Regions from separate parts of the Mus musculus genome. Here region 2 is linked to region 1. The links are chromatin loops, found by intact Hi-C in ENCODE. Cell type or tissue: left cerebral cortex. All regions are shown on one strand.

Region 1 (8,000 bases):
GTCCTTAAATAGTCTCTAGAGCAAAACTTGTTTGATCTGAGTCTCAAAAGCAATTTAAGATTTCTAGTAGCCATGTTAAGAGTTAATGTAGGTGAAGTTTTACTAGCATGTTTACCCTAAAGTTACTCTAACACAGCTATCATTTCAATGGCTGTTAATCTTTAAAAGATTATGAGGTGTTTTTACACTGGCTTCTTTGGGTGCTGCCTTCAAACCCACCTTGTATTCACACTCACAGCACATCTCACTTTGGTTGGCTATATTTCAAGAGGTTAACAGCCAACACTATCAGACAACCTTGCTCAAGATCTTTCTCCAACTCAGAGCCTTTAGAATAACTTCAAAATTAAACAAATACCCACCGCCTCCCGGATCATTATGCATCTGCTAGGGGAGGGCAGTCAGGCCCTCAGGCAGGATCTGGCAGTGGAAAATGGACGCCCCCTTCAGGCATACAGATCTAAAAGAGTACCTGTCTTGAGGGTGCTGATGTAAATTCCCACTGCTTCTCTCAGAAGTTTCACCCCGTCTTCCTTCATTAAGGCCACGAGATTTGTGTCAGGCTCATCTTTGGCAAGGCTCACACTAATCTAGTGAGAGATCAAACACAGGTGATAATGATTTAGGGGCGCTATCATGAGTGTGGGGGCAGAGCAATCAAGAGACTGCGGCGAGCTGCAAAGGAAAAGTGTACAGCTAACTGGCTAGCCGCACAATCCCACCAATGTTCCTTCTCTACTCCCCTGCCTCGGCAGAGATGGCTGACGTTAGAACCCATTTCCTTAGCTAAAGCAGAGCTGCTCAATACATACAAGTTGCTCGGGACGTTTCCAGTGGCACCACAAAGCTAGGAATGTACCCGTAGACTGCTTTTTTGCATCCTCAGCCTGAGCCTGTACTATGTGGGGACTGAATCACGTGTCTCATCTGGGACAACAGGCAGCAAGCGAGGACTCGGCAAACACAAACCTCCACTTCATCCACGCTATTTTCATCAGACAAATTGGGGATTTCCACATGTCCTTTGTACTGCACTCCTGACTTAGAGGTACCTGTCAAAAGCAATGCAATTTCATTAGCCACCTCCTTTGCAGGAAAGGTCCTGCCAGAGCAGTGTCCTACTTAGGCTTCTTGTGACCCTCCACTCTGGGAATGCCACGTGCCAGAAGCAATCACTGGCACCCCTAATGTCTTTCCTCACCCCACAGTGGAGTGAGAGCTGTTATGACTTATTATAGCATGGCACTGGCAGTAGCTCAGGTCCCCCGAGCCTGTCTGGGTAGCCACTAGCATTGGTTGTTAGAACACCTGCCATGGAGAATTTGATTGTGGCCACTCTGCATTTGCTTCTGTGTGAGTTTATAATTTAGAAGTAAGATGTGAACATAGAAAACTATGTGACATCTGTCACTGTCCTATCTCTGCCATCTGTCAGGTAAGGTGCCATCGGTATGTGCTGATCCCTCTGCCTTAGATGGACCCGTTCTGTGATCTCACAAGGGCCCTCAAGCTACAACCCCTGACGGCCAAAACACAACACTTCAAGCTTCTTTCAGGAAAAAACCACCCACCATCCTGATTACAGTATGAATGTATTTCATACTCAGCACATGTATAAAACTCTGGTATTAAGTTTTAGTTTCTAGATTTCATTTTAATTACGTGTGCATGTGTGTGGAGGTTGGGGGGACACACATATGCAAGTGCCCTCAGAGGTCAGAGCCTTCTCATGTTGGAGTTATAAATGGGTGCTGGGAACTGAACTCCAATCTCTGGTCCCCGATTTCTTTAAAGACATTTTTGGATGGAGGACTTCTCTCCCTCTCCCCCTAGAGTTCACCGCCATTTTCCTATCTTCAGTTTCCCAAGTGGTGGGACTATAGGTATGTGTTAACAACATCTAATGGGTACCTGATCAATTCTATCCTATCAACCCTGTGGGTTGTTTTTTTTTTTTTTCTTTCTAAATTGAGTAACTGTTGTTGCATAGTGGACTAAGTTTTAGGGTACATGTTAACTATGACAAAACTCACTCTGTGTCTGTACGCCTCAGTTTTTCAGTGTATTATATAAAAAGGAGACTAGACAAGATATATATAGTTCCTTCTAGGTAACAATACTTCAGATATACATTGAAAAAGCAAAAATTATAGACAGATCTATCTACTTTCATCTTTACTACTCACTTGGGAAATATTCCATTCAGCCCAATTCTCCCCCCTAGGGGTATTACAGAAGGGACATTAAATTATAAGATGGTAAAACAGCCCCAAATCAGATGTATAATTAGCTATGATAGTACAGTGATATAAGATTTGCACTGGAAGTAGAAAGTGATTGAAGCTAAAAGAAACATCCCCCCCTTTTAAAAATCATTCATTCATGAGACAAATGATGGAACTGACGAGATCAAGCAGATAAATTCATTTGGCGTCCCACTGAGTGCCCAATGCCGCTTGCCTTCAAAGCAACACCGTCTTCTCTCTTCAAGAGTTTGTCAGTGCTCAGAACCTCTCCAGCAAGGATCAGAGCTATGGCAACGGGGCTATAACCTCTTCCCTGGCAGCCTGGCAGGCCTTACCTGTCCAGTTCAGTTTGATGGTCCACTCATAGAAGAAGATAAGTTTGCCTTTCCTGTTGTTGATGGATGCCTCCCCATCAAGCTTGTTCACTTCGGTCACCTCGCACTTGCCCTCTTCATTTTCTACTCGAACGGCCAGGAACAGGGTTTTCAGTTTCTCTGTGGACCAATTTGAAGCATCTCTCTCTGTCCTGCAAGACAGAAGCAGCGCTAAGGGCTGGCAGTCAAGAGGAGAACGCACTGTTTCATTCAGCAGGTGACTGCAAGGTTAAAGGAGGCAGAAAACAACCCAACCCTCTCAATTCTACCCTAGAATGTCCACAAACATGCTACTTTTAGGAATCCAAAGGGGTGGCGAGTTGTCAACAAAGAGAGGTGCTGTGCAAACCAAGTTAATACTTTCCAGTCTTAGCACAATGAGCCTTGACCGTTAAAATGGCGCCCCCATTTGGCCAAGAAGAAAGATGTGACCATACTGCTTAAGTCAGGAGAGCAAAGACAAGCAAGCATTTTTGCTAAGAACTTCAGTTTAAAAAAACAAAACAAACCAACAATAATGCTAGCCTCATTAACAGTGTTGTGTCCCGTTCAGTGTTCAAACTTTGCCCTACACATCCTACATCCTCTAGACAGTGTCACAAAGTCCACAAGAAAAATTACATCAAGTAGAATGTTAAAAAGAGACAGGTTGAAGGGGGAAAAAAAAGACGGTAAAAATCAATTCTTTGCCCTTCTAGTACAGCTATTTAAAAATCAAAAAGCTATAACTGAGGAAAAAAAATATAATGTCTGTAAAGTTCAGTGGCACTCCAAATAACTTTGTTTCCAGAAGATTTCTGAGAGATGAGGCAGCTTCCAAGACCGGTTAGGCTGTAAAATCATGACTGCCGGGCAACCTGGAGTTGTTACAACAGAACTTAACAGTTCCGGGTAGGAGACTGCATTGCGTTCAGCATCCCGAAGCTCCAAGTGCCCTGCAGATCACGTTCCAAAGCTTCTCACGCTGGACTGAGGCAGTAGTCCCCTATGACTTTTGCTTTCACTGTAACCCGCAAACCAACAACTACCGCGCCTGGAGCTCTCGAATTCCCCAGCAGACTCCCAACACAATCGGCAGGGGTCTGGATCTCAAGGACGCCTGCGGCCACGTGTAGGAAGTATCACCCGGCTCAGGCTGGATGCAGCAACTAGGGCACTCTGTTCTCGCTCTGAAATTCCTCCTTGGGGACTCAGCAGTCCATGTCGAACCCATCGCCCCTAAGACTGTGATGGTGGCGAGGGATGGAGGGGACCCCTGCTACAGAAAGGACTCACGCCCAACCCCAGGCCAGGGTTACTTGGGTCCCGTACTCGCCAAGGTCCCAGACACCTCCAACCCCTAGCCTGTTAACAGTGCTCCTGCGGCCTGTCTTGCTGGCCCATACCAGTGCCAGTTGTTGACGTTGGTGGCGTCCGCCCGCTCCTCCACGATCCAGCGTGGGTCTCCCTCACCCCACTTGGCCATCAGCTCACTTATCGCACCGCTACCAGCTCCCAAGCAGCCGCAGCCACAGCCTGAGGACCGCTCGGTCCCAGCCGCCTGGCAGCGCCTGGAAACTACTAGAAGCAGCACAGCACCTCCTGGCTTGCTTTTCCCTCCACCCCAACCCCCTCCCAGCCTTAACTTCCGGCTCCTCCTCGCTCTTACCGGGTACTTCCGTTCCAGCTCGCCGAGCCGTAGGTTCCGTAACTTCTGGCGTTCCTTCCAGCTCTCTCAGTTTATCTTAAAAGCTCTTAAGTCTAGGCCCTCAAGATCCTAATCCCCACCGGCTAGGACACAAAATATTCCTCTCATTGTCTCCTTGGGCCCTAAACCGACCTTGCTGAGCCTGATGGGAGTTGTAGTCTTTAAACCAACCCTTCCGATAACTGCGGAAGGTCATGCTGAAAGTAAAGGAAATGACCTAGCACTATGCGCTAGTATTTCTGGGAATGCTAGTCCAGAAGCCTCGCGGCCCGCAGGGAGGACGAAAGAATGATAGAGGTTATGGAACTACAACTTCCAGGATGCTTTGCGGGTATTCCTTTCACCTTCTTCAGACTCTTCTCCGCTGTCCCCTTCTGCTCTTCTCTATGCCTCACAGCCTGTTTAGAAAGGCTGGTCCAGCGGCTGAGCCTGGCGCTGTCCTGAGAAGGAGCGCTCGGTGTGGAAGAGGTGAGGGTGTCCCAAGCCCCTGTCTAGGCCTCGTGTCTAGGTGAACCCACCCTCTCCGCACCCTTTTCTTTCCCTGTCTTTTCTGAGGCATCCTTACACTCTCACTCCGACCTTCTTCTGTCGGGACCACTCTTGGGAGCTCCGAGATGGGGCTTTCCAGCAAGCCTCAAAGCAGCTTACTCAACATTTGGTTCTGAATATGTCTTCTCAGGCACCCTCTAGGCTCTGGTGTTTGTGGTAGATGCGTGGTTTCCTGGACCTTGCTCCTGTAATCCAATCTCTCAGGTCTTTGTTCTCAAACATCGCCTTAAAAACCTAGCTTAACTTCCAGTAGCTGGTTTCTACAGTACCCTGAGGCAAGGAACCTCTTGGTTGTAGGGTTTTGGTTTTTGGTTTTGTTTTGTTTTGTGTTTTAAACGGGTCCTGTTTTCCCTATGTCGTGTTCCCGTCCTCTCGCATCTGTCCCCCTATCCATGTCAGACTGTCAGTGTACAGGTGACGATAAGATCAAATCTCGGAAGCATTTTAAATCACGTTGAAGCCCGCTTTCCTTTGAGCATTCTTAGAGTTATAAATTGTTACCATTTTACTTACCACGTAAATCACGGTCTCTTTTGTCACTCGAAATACAATGTATCCACTACTGTAAAAAGAGTCTTAAGAATTCTTGGTGAAGTACTAAGTTTGTTAGACATATTCTCTACCTATTTCTAGTTACCATTGTAAAGATCTGTCTAGTTTTCCCAAAAGTGAAAAAAGAAAAGAAAGAGTCTAGGATCCAAAAACCCTGGATTGTAGTTTGGAGTAGAAGTGATTTAGTAAAGTTGTGATGTTTACTGCTTCTGAGCTTTGTTCCCCTGGTCGGTGGGAATCTCCCAGGCTTACCTTTCAGGATCGTTGTGAATGACAAATGAATGACAGTTATTTATGAATTTGCACACATGTTAGAGACATGTTTATGTTCTGTACACATCTTCATGATTTGTGGCCTGGTTTAGAATTTCTTTTAATATTTAAGATTGCTTTTTACAAAAATTTTGGAGGCTGGGAATATAGTTCAGTGGTAGAGTGCTTGTCTAAAACGTGGGAGGCCCGAAGCTCAGTTCCCAGAACTGCAGAAAACAAAATTCTCTTGTTTTATCTAAGGTAGCATTAAGATTAGGTAAACACTTTGCATATATTATCTAGTGGCAGACTAACTGCTATATCAAATACTAACGGGATGTAACCTTACATGTTTATTTTCTGCCAAGCACTTTGTTAGGCTTTCTAACACTATTTATCCTTCACTATTAGCCAGTAAGGCAAGATTGCATTTCTCCAAGGCTTAGAAATGAGCCATTTACCTTTTGACTTCAAGGCCCAGTAAGTGGCCAGGTGCTGTGGAAATCTTGGTACTTATTGGGTTAAACTACAATTTTTACTCTTCCACAGCTTAATTTGAAAAACGTGTTTTGTTTTGCAGAACAATACCTAACTTTGGAGCAGTCATGAGAATAATGTGGGATCTTTTAGCTAATATATATTTTCTTGGTCATGATCTCAGAAGTTGGCCCCATAATTAGCCAAATGATTCATAAAATGATCATGAGTTGATGATACAGGCAAGATAATTCTGCTTTTAATTGCTTTCCTTTCTTTTATGTCAGGCATTTAAAGAACATACTGGAAGAGAGGGACATTTGTTGGCTGTAGTCAGCTGTAGTGTTCCCAGAGCTTAGAAGCACAACTCAGAGGTGGCACTCCCTAAATATATGATAATACATGAATTTGCTTATTCTGTTTGGGGTGAGTGTTGGCTGATTTTTGTGTGTTCAGCAAAATTATGATGAATCCTTACAACATTTGCCTCTCGAATAGTATCCCCTTTGTTTTGGTACCCTAGTTCTAATGAGATCCTTCAGAAGGGAGACTATAACTTGCACTTTTCATAGTTACTATAACATCTGAGTACTTGAATACAGTAGAGGTTCTAGGAATGAATGTTTGTGGCTAATTGGAATATCTAACATGATCTGATAAGCTGGAAACCCAAGGATCTGACTTAGCATGGCAGGTACTTTACAGATTCCTTTCTACGTCCCTTATTTCTGGGAACTGTTTGTAGTGGAACACTTTTTTTGAGAGACTGCACCTGTCTTCCTTTCCCTCCAGATGAACCGGACAAAAGGTGATGAGGAGGAATATTGGAACAGCTCCAAGTTCAAGGCTTTCACTTTTGATGATGAAGATGATGAGCTCTCACAGGTAGGTTTCCACAAGTGTTAAGTAAGGGTCATACCATACTCTTGGATGCGTCTCGAAAAGTTTCTTCTCATCTCCAGTAGGCTCGTAATGTTAGGTCAGATCTTCAGAAGAGCCTGTGTATCAGTCAGATTTTTATCATTATCTGAAATACCCAAGGTAATCAACTGGTCCAGAGAAAAGCCTTACTTTGGCTCTGTTTTGTTTGTTTGTTTGTTTGTTTGTTTGTTTGTTATTAGATATTTTCTTTATTTACATTTCAAATATCCCCTTTCCTAGTTTCCTCTCCTAAAGTCCCCATACCCTCCCCCGGCCCTGCTCCCCAACCCACCCACTCCCTCTTTTGGCTCTGTTTTGTTTGTTTGTTTTTTTGTTTTGTTTTTTGTTTTGTTTTTGTTTTTCGATACAGGGTTTCTCTGTATAGCCCTGGTTGTCCTGGAACTCACTTTGTAGACCAGGCTGTCCTGGAACTCAGAAATCTGCCTGCCTCTGCCTCCCAAGTGCTGGGATCAAAGGCGTGCACCACCACCGCCCGGCTTTGGCTCTGTTTTTAAGGTTCTAGATTGTGGTTGATTAGCCCTGTTGTTTTGGACCTGGGATAAATAGCACTTCTTGGTGCATTCACATGATAGAACAAAACAGTTTACCGTGTGTCCAGAAAGCAAAGAGGAGTAGGACATGGCAGGGTCCCACAGTCTCCTTTAAAAATACCCTTCCCATGGCCCAAGAAGCTCCTACTGGGCTCCACTTCTCAGGTTCTACTGCCTCCTCCTAGGGCTACCCTGAAGCCTGAATTTTAAACATACAGCCCTTTGGGGGACATTCCAAATCCAGACTATATAGTGGCCTGTGAAATGGCTCACCAATAAAGGTTCTTGCCATGATCCTGGTGATCTGGATTTAGTCTCCTGAACAGACTCCAGAAAGTTGTCTTGCTTACTTAGGTTTCTGTTGCTGAGACAAATATGATGACCAACAGGG
Region 2 (8,000 bases), 180 kb before region 1:
ATTAAAAGATATTTTCTTTCTTCTGGCAGTCTCAGATGAGAATCAAACCCAGATGCTCGTATATACTAGGCAAGCGCTCCACCACAGGGAGCACAGTGCCACCCCGCCCACACACAGTAGGTTTATTATTACTGTTTTAATACTCACAAAAGGTACAGTGCACCTTCTTACATGGCCAAACTGTGCAAAATGTTCTCTCAGCTCACCTGTAAGAAGTGAGAGGGCATATTAAAATAAGTTCATTTATCTTGCATTTTGTATTCTAGATTGTAGATAAACTCAGAAAGGTTCCAGAATTCATGAATACTTTGCATTTCCTGAGTCTGAAGACTAAAACTAGCTACATGAGTGAATGATGCTGTAAAGCACCAGATGTGATGGCGGGATGGGAACATGGACAGATAAATTGGTGAAATTGTGACAGCCCAGTGTCCTGCCAGATACATTACAGATTTCCAAACAAGATGAGTCCTATTGCTGCTGCCTGCTTTATTCCTAGTGCTGGCCTTGTTACTTTTAAGTACAGCAAACTCAATTCTATGTCCTATCCTGTGGATTCCCTTCTTTGTGTATGTGGGTGCTCTTCCATATGCCAGTACGCTCATCTCCTCTGACCTAAATTGTATGGTTTTGTTTTTTCCAGGCTAGCCCAATACATTGACTATTATCTTATTAAGCTCATACTAGATAGAATACAGTACTCTTACTGTGAGATCTCAAAAGGTTTCCAGTACCTGACCTTAAAGATAAAACTACATTGTCCCTTTCTCTCTACAGTGGTTCTTCTTTGCAGGGTTTTTAATATTACTTATGTCCCTGTGGCGGGCTGAATGAGAATAGCCTTATAGGCTCATGTATTTGAATACTTGGTCTACAGATGGTGGAACTGTTTGGGAAAGATGAGGAGGTTTGGCCATTGCAGAAGGAGGCACGTCATTGAGGATTGGCACTGAGGTTTCAAAAGCCCACATAATTCCCAGTTGTTCTCTCTGCCTCTTGATGGTTGTCTCAGGATATGAGCTCTCAACTAACTATTCCAGTGTCATGCCTGCCTGCCTACCCGCCGTCATGCTCCCCACCATGGTCATGGCCTCATGCTCTGAATCTGAAGTCCCCAAGAAACTCCTCCTTTAAATTGCAGCAACAGAAAGAAAGACAGTTCCAAGTTAATCTAAGCATCACCGGCCCAACTGTCTGTACTTCTTGTTTGAGAGTCTCCAACCCACCACTACACTACAGGCTAAACAAGGTACTCCATGCTAATTGTGTGTTGTACAGTAAAGCTTTTCAATCATGGCTGAATAAATGATTAAACATCAAATAATCCTTCAAGAATCAGAGGCTAAATTTCTGAAAGGCCCTAGTGATTGGCAAGATCTGGGCCTCAGAGAACATAGTAACTGGAGATTAGGCAAAAGAGCACCAAACATACATGTTAAAACCAGACAATAATCATTCTAGAAAACATTTCCAATCTTATAGTTTGGATCGTTCATATTCTTCATTGGCCCCATGCTAAAGGCCTGTGGTGCTACTGGAGGTAGGAACCTTTTAGGATATAGTTAGTGGAAGGATGTTATAGCAATGGGAGGGGCTTGTCTGCGAAGGAACACTGGGGCCTCTGAATCTTATTCACTCTTGAAGCCTTCCTCCACATTCTGTTCCCAATATGATATACTATGACAAGACAAACCCATATAAGCCTGGGTAAAACTGGGCTGAAAGATGGACTAAAACTATTTCTTCCTTTAAACTGTTTATATCAGATATTCTGTCAGGGCAACAGAAAGCCAGCACACTAAAGAAACCACTTCTAGAAGGTAAGCTGTTTTTACCAAAGCACTTCAGGAGAGTGTAGTGTAGATACTAAAAGCAATGCCTAGATACCATGTAAGTATTTGCTAAATGAAAGGATGAACTGGGAAAAAAAAAAAGTTTCAATATTAAGGAGTTTGAAAGGTTTCAAATCAACCCTGGTAGAATGGAAACTTGAACCTAGGAGATGCCTGTGAAAACCCTCAGGCTCTCTACAAAGTTTAACAGAATGTAAGGGAGAACACTGTGGTGGATTTGACATTCACCATAAGGGACACAGATCCTATTCCAATCATGTAACTACACCTGAGCCACAAAAACTAAGAAATTACTATATTCTACACTTTTAATGGGACTGATCTATATGTTAATAATTACCCAAAAAATGCTCTTGGATTTTAAGTTTTGATGAGCAAATTTAAAAATCTGAACTTAGCCAGGCATAGTGTCTCACCTGTAATCTCAGCGGGCTATAGTATGAGATCATGCTTAAAATTAAGGTTGGAGAGATGATTCAGTGATTAAGAGTGCATACTGGCCTGGCAGTGGTGGCACACGCCTTTAATCCCAGCACTTGGGAGGCAGAGGCAGGCAGATTTCTGAGTTCGGGGCCAGCCTGATCTACAGAATGAGTTCCAGGACAGCCAGGACAGAGAAACCCTGTCTCGAAAAACCACCACCAACAACAACAACAAAAAGGAGTACATACTGCTCTTACAGAGGACCCAAGTTCAGTTCTAAGGATGCACATCAGGAGGGCTCAAACTGCCTGTAATGCCAGCTCCTGTGGATGCAATGCCCCCTTCTGTACTACATGGGGCACCTTCATTTATCTGTACTCACCCACACTGACAACATACATAAATACTTTAAATTGCACTGACAAAAGCAAAAGTGCTAAGTCATTGGAGAACTAACCAACTCTCTATCCCCAGACTAGCCTTTTCTGTGCATCAATTTTAACAACCATGTAAATAGAACCACTATCACTTGTTAGATACTTACATTCTAGCATAAATCTACCAAGTTCATCTATAAACTTATTTATTCCTCTCCCCAATTCTATGGGGGAGGTATTACAGATTACACTTTTTAGACAATTAAAAAGTCCTATGAGACCCTTTGCCATATTGACTTCATTATTCGGATTATACAACTATTAAAGTTTCAATCACGAGCTACCTCTGTCCAAATGCTGTCGAGTGACCCCACAAGCAGCTCAAATTCACATCCTGCAACTTTTAATCTTCTCTAGGTTTCTTCTTCCTCAATTCTAAAACCGCTGGTCATCTATGCTAGGAATCTGGAGTGTACACCTTTCTCCGCAAACCAGCAAATATGCTGTCGGTTTTACTTTAAAAACTAAGTGATTCCGACTCGTCCCCTTTATCAATTCCTTGGTCCAAATTTCATCTTTGAACCAAATGAATCTCTTCTCTCATCTCCACCCCTTCGTTCTTGCCACTTGAAAGTCAAGCTCCCCTGAGGTCAAAATAGCTCCTTCTGACTCGTGAGTGTCCAAGTAAGCAAATAATTAATCTTTCCACCAAATCATTCCGAATGACTGACTACTGTCGATCGGGCGAGTGGAGAGGATCGTGCCTAAAGAGTTAACCCGAAGCAAAATTTTATGCGCAAGAATTTACTCAAGAGCAAACCACTTGTGTTCTTTTCAAAAGAGTATCAGCATGCGTCCCTGAGCAAGGCGTAAGGGTGACGGGCAAATTTAGGAAAGCGCTCCTTAAAAAATAATTAATAAATAAATAAATAAATAAATGAAATTAAAAATTAAAAAAAAGCAAACCGCCTGACCATGTAGACTAAGGTTCTTTACAGAGAAGTTATGTTTTGCGAGTTTGTACATAGGTTTTACGCGTTACTTAAAATAAAACATAAAGACTGCGCCCTTCCTCATCTCCATCACTCACTCGCTGCCGCGGTCCAAGGAATTTTTCTGACAAACGCAATAGGCCGACCAGTACTGGAACGCAGTGCGCTTAGCCCCTTTATGGCGGAGGCTGCCATGTTAAAACGGAATGAATCGAAACCCTGGAGTCGTGACCCCGGAAGAACCTGCCAGAGCCGGAATTTCGAGTTCTGCTTCCGGGCCAAACTGTTGGCAGCCTCGAGATGGGGAAGATGGCGGCTGCTGTGGCTTCATTAGCCACGCTGGCTGCAGAGCCCAGAGAGGATGCTTTCCGGAAGCTTTTCCGCTTCTACCGGCAGAGCCGGCCGGGGACAGCGGACCTGGGAGCCGTCATCGACTTCTCAGAGGCGCACTTGGCTCGGAGCCCGAAGCCCGGCGTGCCCCAGGTAGGAAAGGAGGAGTAGTGTGTGCCAGCCTAGCGGCCGACTGGGCCACCCGAGACTGGGCCGCCTCCGGGCCGGCTTTGGAGGGAAGCCCCTGCTGGGCCTGTCCAGTGAGCTGTAATGTCGAGCGATGAGCGACCAGCTGCCTCGCTGTCCCAACGCTCTGGCCACGGCTTGTGCCTTGCCGCCATTTCCCCCAACCCACGCGGGCCACGGCTTGTGCCCTGCCGCCATTTCCCCCAACCCACGCGACCTTGCTAAAAAAAAAAAAAGAAAGAAAAGAAAAGAAAGAAAGAAAGAAAAAAATCTGGAAATTGCTTGTACCTCCTTAACTATCTGTTTAATACTAATACGATATTTTGTGTAAAGCTCAGAAGAACATCTTCGTGGACGTTAGGGTGGCCTCATAACTTCAGATAAAAGCAGCCATTTAATAAGTCTCAAACCGTTAATCCGTTGGGCCTGAGACTCGATCGACCCTGTCTTCTCTGAGGCTTTGAAAGTAAAGGTAAAATTAGCAGGTTTTTTTCCTGAGAATCTAGGAGCCTGGAGAGATAGCTCAGTAATTAAGAGCATTTACCTACTGGTGTTCCCAAGAACACCAAGTAGATTTGGTTCCTTGCAGCCACGTGGCAGCTCACAGCCTTCTTGTAACTCTTCCGGAGGATCAGACACCCTCTCTTGAGCTCCACAGGAGAGCACTCGTAGACATGTAAATAAACTTCTAAGCTAAATCTAAACAATTTATGTACCCTCCCTATTTCTTCGTGATGAGAAGAAAGGGGCCAGAGGGTATGTTTATGTATGGTTTTTCAAGACAGGGTTTCTGTGTATCCTTGCCTTTTCTGAAGCTCACTCTGTAGACCAAGATGGCCTCAGACTCACAGAGATCCTCCTTGCCTCTGCCTCCTGAGGGCTGGGATAAAGGTGTGCACCACCACTGCCTGGCCATAGTCATATTTAAAAAAAAAAAAAAAAAAAAAAACTTAATCTTGTGGAGACAGAGTCTCGTTTGAGAGCCCAGGCTGGCAGCTAACTGAACCAGGATGTCTTTGTAGTCACTTAAGAGAGAAAATATGTAACCCCTTATTTGGCCTTGGTATTTATCGTGCAGGGATGTTCACATCGGAAGTTCTTAACTACCTCAGAGGTAGGTAAAATTGGAGTCCAAAACTCAACTTCTCAGAAAGTTTGTTAGCAGATAAGGTTTTAGAGTCATGTGAATTACGTGTGGAAAGCGTGTGCCTGAGATTAACATTGGACTCTGAAGAGCCCTTAGGTCATTCAGTCCTTTATTCCTGCCGTAATGCCTCCCAGAAGTGCTCTTTTTTTGTTGTTGTTACACAGTGCTCAAAAATATAGTACGGATTGATTAAATGTAAGCTTGGCTTGTCAATTTCACCAGCTCAGCAGGTTAATGCTAGCATTTTAGAGAAGCTATTGTCACAGAACGTCAGGTTAGAGCAGAGTAGGAAAAATGGCTAGAGAAAAGTCAGAAAGGGGAAAAATTTTCTCTCAAAAAGCTCAGTGCCTTGGCTTCTTTGACATAAAGAGTGAGTTTGTAAATCTTAAGGTCTGAGGATGTATCTGAGTATCAAGTGGCCTATTTAAGAACTCATGACCAAATATTTTGCCAGCAATGTGTAACTAGAAAACTTAAGCTGATCAGGACTCTCAGGAAGTTTCTGATAGTCATTTTTATTATAAAGATTGGTGGGCCTGGCATGCAGCTCTGTGATGGAGAGTATGCCTAACATGTTTAGGCACTGGATTTGATGATTTCCCAGTGACAAAGAGAGAGGCGTTTTTGTTGTTCTTATTGTTTGAGGCCTGTTTATATGCCAGTTATTTGTTATTTTGTCAGGAATTTTCCATCCTTGGAGAATGATTGAAACAGAAGCTCATTTCTCAAGCCAGACGTGGCGCACACCTTTAATTCCAGGACTTGAAGACAGAGGCAGGCAAACAGAACTCTGAGTTCCCAGACATCCAGGACTACATAGTAAGAGATTCATCTCCAAAACCCATTAGTAGCAACAACAACAACAACAAAAAGCTCCTTTATCTTTGGAAAAAGAGGCATTTTAAAGCAAGCCACTTCTATTATTCATGGAAAAGTGAAGTGGTTTCAGGGGTTTTTTGTTTGTTTGTTTTCCTTATGACGTTGAGTTTTAGGGGTTTTAGATTTGGTTTCAGTTTTCGTTTGTTTGGGTTATGGGTTGTTTTGGTTTTGGGTGTTTCTTTAGTTTGGCGGGTTCTTTTTTTTCTTTCTTTAGATAGAGTGTCTCTTTGTATCCCCAGCTGCTGTCCTGGAACTGGATTTGTAGACCCTGCTGGCCTCAAAATCACAGCCTCCCAGGTGCTGGGGTTAAAGGTGTGTGTGCCATGACACCCGGCTACCTGCTGGGCCTTAGCCAGTGTAATGACTCATCTATAAGATGTCCTTATATGCAAAGAAAACTTTATAAGCTCCTAATAATTTATTTTTTTAATAATAAAAACAAAGTTCTAGAATTAGAATTTGATCTAAAGGTAGCAATGTCAGCAAATGGGACCCCTGGTGTTTTATGGAAATAACTTTGTGGCTAGAGTACTCTTATTTTCTCAACCTACTCCTGCCTGATATTTTCTTATTGCTACCTACGACAAAGTGCTTCAGAAGCCGTGTTTTAGCACTAGCCAGACCAAATAGCATTGTGACCTGAGATATATTACACTTACAAATGCATTTTGTGAATCCTCTTAAATTAACAAAAGTGTGTTCTCATAGAAAAAGGTTATCTTAAAAGTCAAAATTAGGGCTGGAGAGATGGCTCAGCAGTAAGAGCACTCTCCACTCTTCTAAAGGACCTGGGTTCAGTTCCCAGGACCTACATGGCAGCTCCTACCCATGCAGAGCTCCAATGCCAGGGAATCAATCCAATACTTCTCACTTCCACAGGCACCAGGCATGTACATGGTACACGTACATGCAGGCAAATGACTCATACACATAAAATGGATGTGTCTTAAAAATAAAAGAAAGCCAAAACCAATCTAGCTTAATTGTCCTATAACCACTTAGCTTAATTTTTCAGAAAATAATATTTGTTAGACTACAGATGCGTAAACTGGCCATAGGTCAAGTAGGTGAGGGAAGCTAGTATTAAGAACCCACAGCAGAAATGTCTTAGGAGGTCTCGGATTCTCAGGGATAACTTGCCCACTGACTTAGCTTTCTCTCCTTCCAGGTGGTCAGGTTTCCTCTGAATGTGTCCTCTGTCACTGAGCGTGATGCCGAGAGGGTGGGACTTGAACCTGTGAGCAAGTGGAGGGCCTATGGACTCGAAGGCTATCCTGGTAAGGGCTCCTGAGAGAGAGAACGGGAAGTTAGGCAGTCATTCTGATTTCTTCCATAGGAAGAGCTGTGAATAGATATGTTCTTTAACATACCTAAAACACATTCATGCCCGACCCCGGAACCTATCCTAGTTTTGCCCGCTCTGGAGTAGTCTGTTTAATGTTACCAAAAACTAAGGAAACTCAGAAGTATTGTAACAAATTAAATGAAAAAAATTAAAGATACACTCTAACCTCTGCCATAACTGTGAACCTCAACTCTGCCAGAATTTTAAGGGAATAATAGACTGAATAATTTAGATTTTTTTTTTCTTTTTTTGTAAAAGGTACATCTGTGGTTTGTTATTTTGGTTTTGGGGTTTTGTTTTGTTTTTTAATGTGTGTGGATATACTGTAGCTGTCTTCAGACACACCAGAAGGTGACATCGGATGCCCATTACAAATGGTTGTGAGCCACCATATGGTTGCTGGGAATTGAACTCAGGACCTCTGGAAGAGCAGTCAGTGTTCTTAACGGCTGAGCCATCTCTCCAGCT

Evidence for each region. Peaks named below come from ENCODE experiments on the same cell type or tissue, not always from the same donor. Only the 100,000 strongest peaks of a DNase experiment are listed, where the experiment ranks them.
Region 2: a loop joins it to region 1, with 2.5 times the contacts of the local background. A loop is called at or near these places in 3 of 42 quality-filtered maps.

The regions. Positions count from the first base shown.
Region 1 is chr12:87,262,927-87,270,926 of GRCm38, reverse strand. Vipas39 (VPS33B interacting protein, apical-basolateral polarity regulator, spe-39 homolog) reads left to right here and starts at 4,641. Exons shown (of 20, transcript NM_001142580.1): 1 at 4,641-4,775; 2 at 6,930-7,022. The coding sequence starts at 6,930. It overlaps Ahsa1 (AHA1, activator of heat shock protein ATPase 1), which reads right to left and starts at 4,199. Exons shown (of 9, transcript NM_146036.2): 1 at 4,006-4,199; 2 at 2,582-2,772; 3 at 970-1,052; 4 at 473-590. The coding sequence starts at 4,085. In left cerebral cortex, CTCF peaks have their summits at 3,028 (motif pointing left) and 4,203; DNase peaks (open chromatin) are centred at 3,007, 3,758, 4,287 and 4,554; H3K4me3 peaks cover 2,922 bases; H3K27ac peaks cover 1,632 bases.
Region 2 is chr12:87,439,770-87,447,769 of GRCm38, reverse strand. It overlaps Alkbh1 (alkB homolog 1, histone H2A dioxygenase), which reads left to right and starts at 3,931. Exons shown (of 6, transcript NM_001102565.1): 1 at 3,931-4,128; 2 at 7,356-7,464. The coding sequence starts at 3,946. It overlaps Nrp (neural regeneration protein), which reads left to right and starts at 3,753. Exons shown (of 1, transcript NM_001013372.2): 1 at 3,753-4,922. The coding sequence starts at 3,852. The coding sequence ends at 4,259. It overlaps Slirp (SRA stem-loop interacting RNA binding protein), which reads right to left and starts at 3,874. Exons shown (of 4, transcript NM_026958.3): 1 at 3,744-3,874; 2 at 148-206. The coding sequence starts at 3,840. In left cerebral cortex, no CTCF peak of the experiment used is centred here; a DNase peak (open chromatin) is centred at 3,891; H3K4me3 peaks cover 2,543 bases; H3K27ac peaks cover 771 bases.